2 separate regions of the Homo sapiens genome follow, and region 1 is linked to region 2. Evidence: chromatin contacts called from ENCODE Hi-C or POLR2A ChIA-PET data. All regions are on one chromosome and are shown on one strand. The core of a region is the stretch at or near the end of the contact, and the rest is flanking DNA. Distances in the headings are between cores, read along the strand shown.

Region 1 (2,700 bases), core at 24-2,523, 220 kb after region 2:
CAAGAAAAAGCAACACATTTTAAGAAGAGAGTCATGCCAGCAGGCTGCAAGTGCCCCGTGTTTAGAGGCTCATAGCTGGGCTCTCCTGACCACCAGCTACAGCTCTCAGTGGGCAAGTCATTCTCCAGGGTTCAGTCCTTCCTGTCACACTGTTGCTAAGCACATTTAATATATTGTGCTCTTGAAAACCTTTTGTCCTGAACTTTAAACAAATAATGTGGCTGGAAAATGTGTGGTTGCTGCCCGCCACATCAAATGCACTATTTCCTGAAGATGTTGCTAGTTCACCGCAGCTGTCCTTCCTAAAGGACTGCAGAACATCTCAGCCTGAGAAGCTTCAGGACTCAGAAAGTATGATGTTAAAAGAAGATAATTTATCCTTTCTACAAATCATAAAATACTGTATTAAATAAAAATGTTAAATATACAGCTATCCTCTCAAGATGAACCACCAAAACAAGAGCACAAAAAGCGAAAACTTCTCGTCCAAAAAAAACCCAACAACAAAAAAGAACCAGAGGGAATGAGAGTTTACATACGCAGCTGTTAGTCTTTCTGACCAAGGAAAGAATGAGTTTTAAACACTCCAGCATTTTTTCAAACAAATGAAAACACTATTTCTGCTACTGAAAAAGATGCGTGGCAGGCTCTTTAATGGACGAATTGAGAAATCAACAGCATTTGGTTAAGTCTGGCGACTGCTGGAAATCCGGCGGCTCCCCAGGCCACACGGGACCACCGAGCAGGGCAGGGCGGGCCAGCCGCAGGGCACTGGGAGGGCACTCCCCCGGGGCGCCCCCGCACCTGCCCCCGCAGTTGAAAACCTTTCGGTGCGCACCGTCTCGGCCCGCCCCGCCCGCGTCCTCTCCAGTGTCCCCACCGCCCGGTTACCTGTGCGCCGGCCTCCTGCGCCGCCTCTAGCTCCGCGCTCTCCAGCGTGGCCTGGCGGCTCCGCTCCTCGGCGAGGCACAGCCGCAGGCTGCACAGGCGGTGGCGCAGGTCGCAGTTCTCGGCCCGGAGCTGCGCCACCTCCCGCGTGAGGCACGGCCCCTCCGCCTGGCAGCTGTAGGGCGCGTTCAGCTGCTCGTCCCTCAGGCGCTCGACCTCCGACCACAGCCAGCGGATGTCCTCCTCCTGCCGCTCCAGGCGCGACGCCACGGCCTCCGCCGCCAGGGCCTCGGCCGCCATCGCGGCCTCCCTCAGGCACCGACGCCGAGCGGGGTGCCCGCGACTGCGGCGAGGGCGACGCGGACACTCAGCGCACGGCAGAAGACAGGGCTCCCGGGAGGGGCGGGGCGATGGGGCGGGGACGGAGCCATGGGGCCTCGTTGGAGCCGAGGCCTACACGTTGCAGGGGCGGGGCGCTGGGCGGGGAGGGGCGGGGCCTAGGCCAGATACCCTGCAGGGGCGGGGCGGGGCGGGGCGGGGCCTGAGGCCAGATACCCTGCAGGGGCGGGGCGGGGCGGGGCCTGAGGCCAGGCCCACCTTAGGGTCACGGGCAGTGGGGAAATGGGGTCTGAAGGGCCTCCCCTGCCTTTCGAGGCCTGTCTAGAGGCTATTGGCAGTAGTTTTTAGTCCGTTGAAACGAAAATCTTCCAAAACCTTGCAAAAAGGCCATCGTCTGCGTTCTCCAAAAAGGCTTCACCCTTTCTTCCTCTTGAATTCTGGCAGTCACCATTCTTTTGCCTTGCAAACAGGTTCTAAAAAGTGGCCATTCATTATAAATGGACTTTCTGGCCTTTCGTGCCAAACTTGCCCAAGTACTGAGGCCTCTGGGCCAGGGCATATAGAAAATCGCTGTGAAATCTAAATCCGACCAGCACGAAATTACTGGCTCCTTGAGTCTAGGGCAAATGCCACATATATCTTTGTATCCCTCTTAACCATGAGCGTGAAACTTCCTGGAGCAGGAACAGAAATTGATTTTTATCACTATTCTTAGGGCTTAGGATGTGACAAACACTGTTCTAAACTCTGTAACAGTAGTAACTCCTTTAATCTTCATAACAGGAGATACTGTTATATCCGCTTATAGCTGGAGAAATTGAAGCACAGTGAGACTGTGTTACTTGACTAAGGTCACACAGCCACTACATGACAAAGGGGGAATCAAACTCAGATAGTCTGATGCCAGTTTCTACACACTTAACACTAGTACTTTTCAACTTTGGCAGAATTTAATTGAGCATGTCATATAATGTGATACAGGTAATAATGCCCTTATAAGAGTCCTGAAGTGGAAGAGCTTAGCTTGGACTGGTGTGGTTTGAGAAAGGGAGAAAATTTTGAGAAAGGGGAAAAGGTTTATTTTGCTCTGGAAAATAAAGGTTGGGAGATGTTAGCAAGGAGGAAAAGCAGGTAAATTCCACTCCAGGAGCAGAATCAGTGCAGGAGAAGGAGCGGAGGGGGACAAGCTCATTGGATTAAGCTAAGTGGAATCCCAAACAGCACCCAGGAGGAGATTCCATGAAGTATGTTGCTAACCAATATCACTGTATCTTTTTTAGTCCTTCCTCAGGAAGCCTCTGGATACAGTTACATAGGACCCACTGACTCCTCATTATTCATCATTTCTCAATCCACTGCCATGGAGTTTCTGCTTCTGCCATTCTGTCATGACCAACACATCACTGAATGTCATGGACCCACTTAAGCCACCCCAGAATTTCCTCGGGACCCTCTGGAATTTGTCTCTCTTGG
Region 2 (2,700 bases), core at 26-2,525:
TGATTTGTGGCCTCACTGCCAGCCCTGTGTGTGACTCACGGTGAGGCCTCAGCAGCTGTTCCCTGCACCCCCATCTAAAACAGCTCCCTGCACCCCCATTTCTCACTGGCAAGATGAAGCCTCAGACCTGGCAATCTCGCTCCACCCCTATTTAAACAAGGCAGAACCTCTGATCTGGAATGTTCCCACTGCAGCCTCTCCCAGAGCCTTGGGAAGGAGTTGGCTAATACAATGCTGGGTGGCAGGGCTGTGCCAGCAGTGCAGTGATTTTTAAAATATGTGTTAGAGCCCTGGGTTTTTCCTATAAATGAGATGGTCGGCCATCATCCTAAATGTCACTCCCTCACTATTAGGCCACAGTGATGTTCCTAAAAGAGTCAACAGTAAAGACCTGTTTGTAGGTATCTAGGAGCCGGCAGCAGACCCTGGGGACACAGGACCAAACGTAGGGAGGTTTCAACTCTGGATCTCCATCGATTCTGAGCACCTCGGTGACCGGGGTGGGCTTCAGGCTTCCTGAGCTGGGGCTACAGGAGTGCAAAGGGGTTTTATGATGAGTCCATGTATTAAATGAAATAAGGGCCCACAGAAAAGAGAAGGCTGGGACCGCAGGTGTCCAAGAAGCAAGGCACAGAGGCAAGCAGGTTCCTTCCCACACGCAGCTGAGGTCCACTCAAAAGGTGATCCTGAAGAAATTATGCTAGAATCAGCAGAGTGGGCCTCGGCTGAGTGTGGAATCCAGCCCACTACTTGCTGGCTGTGTGACCCTGGACCAGGCACCTACCCTCCTATGCTTCCGTTTTCTCTGCTGCAGAAGAGGCTGCCAATGATGCCTTCCCTTAGGGAGTGAGCCAGGCCGTAATTCAAGGCTAGGCAGCACCTGGCAGCTGGCATGCTGGCAGCAGACCTCCTGACACACGTGCCCTTGGTTTGGCAGATGCTGGCAAGGGTTGTGGTGACAGCGGACACGTGAACCACGACAGCTGGAAGGGAACAGTGGAGGGGAGGGCACTATGCTGAGTCACATTTAGACCTCACTAAAACCGAAGTGGTTCCTGTTAACTTGCTTTGGTCTATGTGGTGGATTTAGGGCTTCCAAAAATCCTCTTAAGGCTTTTTATATCCTCCTCACTATTTATAGTCTAAACTCCCCCAAATCCCCAACCCAGACAAAATCATTCCTGCTATGTTTTCTTTCGATGCCAAGCTCACCAGCAGCAGAGAACATAGCTGCATGACATGGGGCCCGATAGGCTGCTCATGCCTGTGCCCCTCCCTCCAGGAGTGAGACTTGGGAAATCCTTTACCCTCTGCAGGTTCTGTGTTTATCCTTTGCAGGGTCACCTGCCACAATGTCCAACTCCTGCCACCCACAGGAACTCCAGCAATGCTACTGATTCCCACCATCCAATATTGTGATTTTTCAAAGGTTGAAAATTTGATAAGCAAACAACACATATGTGGCCCAAATAATTTTGCATCTGGGTCTTTTCATCTGGACTGAGGCCAATGCCCTTATTCTTCTTCCTTCTCCTTCGGAGCCCTTTCTCCCTCCATCCTGTAAAAGTAATCTTTCATTAGAAATCAGCAAAGTGGAACAGTATACTCCCTCCTGAGCATGTACCAGTCACAGGTCACAGGTGATCACCACTGTCAAGAAGAAAGTCTAATTCAGTCCTCACCTTTGATAGACGGGAAGTCTGGAACCTTCTTAGTCACGGCCTCTCAGGCAGAAGATAACAGAAGACTTGCCACAGTGCATGGCAGGGCCACAAGACAGCAGGAGGGGAAGTGACACTCAAGTCCTGTCTCCTGGAATAGGCAGGGGATGGTCCAAGTGAAGTGGGATTGCTCAGGCAGGAGGAGAAGAGGCAGAGGGGCACTGTGGCTAGGGAAGAGGCTCCAGCCCTGACCACCTGGGTTCTCATCCCAGCTCGGCCACCTCCCAGCTGCCTGACCTCAGATGAGTCCATTGACCTCTCTGGGCCTCAGTTTTCCCAGCTGAGCATAAAATGGGCATATTTGTGTCCACCTTAAATGAATTAGTGTACAGTGCCTGGACCTGGGCCTGGCACTCAGACAGCATTATGTGAGAGCTGTTCTCATCAGGCCAGAGGTTTAGCAATACCTCATTGCTACTTGTAAACATGCCTGGTTCTGGAAGTGTCTGTGTGGGTGTGTCTGAGTTAACACAGACATGCCCCAGGCTGGCCAACCCCACAGGCCGGACTTGTATCTCCCCCAGCAGAGACCCCCAGGCCAGCCTCTCCTCTCCCTCCACAGCCCAGACCTAGAAGGACTGCACAGCCTGGGGACCTCAGCTCCTTCCCCTACGTGCCTGGTGAAAGGAGGGAAACAGGCAGTGAAGAAAGAAGGAGCAGAGGAGGAGACAAAAACTCACCTCTCCTGAACCCTCTGTAAGGCTTTTGCATGCATTCGTGTCTGAGCTCCTAAAGTCCGTGTCCTGTTTTACAAACAAGAAAGCCCCGATCCTCCGAGGGAGCCAGGGCTTTGCCTGAGGTCTTGTCAGGTGAACAGTTAGGGTTCTGGAATGGGTGGCTGTGAAGGCACAAGGCAAAGGCAGAGGGAGGAGCCTGGGCAGCCACCCGGCCCCATCTCTTCCTGCCACGCCGTGAGGGCATCCTCAGATAAGGACCCAGGCACAAGAACCTTGACGGGAGGGGAGAAGGACACCCCGGC

Evidence for each region. Hi-C counts contacts between places; a loop is a spot of excess contacts on that map. ChIA-PET counts read pairs that join two places held with the same protein, here RNA polymerase II (POLR2A). Pooled maps may share reads with other maps.
Region 1: a loop to region 2 is called in a pooled map, with 4 times the contacts of the local background. The contact joins the promoter of TARS3 here to the enhancer-like site in region 2. A Hi-C loop is called at or near these places in 1 of 37 single-sample maps with no recorded cell type and 5 of 50 pooled maps. POLR2A ChIA-PET finds 5 or more read pairs at or near these places in 1 of 52 experiments (HEK293T).

The regions. Positions count from the first base shown.
Region 1 is chr15:101,723,200-101,725,899 of GRCh38, forward strand. It overlaps TARS3 (threonyl-tRNA synthetase 3), which reads right to left and starts at 1,274. Exons shown (of 19, transcript NM_152334.3): 1 at 892-1,274. The coding sequence starts at 1,188. RefSeq lists a silencer at 670-1,559.
Region 2 is chr15:101,499,221-101,501,920 of GRCh38, forward strand. No RefSeq gene overlaps it. Among named protein-coding and RNA genes, the nearest start is that of PCSK6, 11 kb to the left of the region's middle. Within about 2 kb of position 1,276, at least 9 of the 41 ENCODE cell types and tissues checked have a DNase peak (open chromatin) inside an H3K27ac peak, as active enhancers do.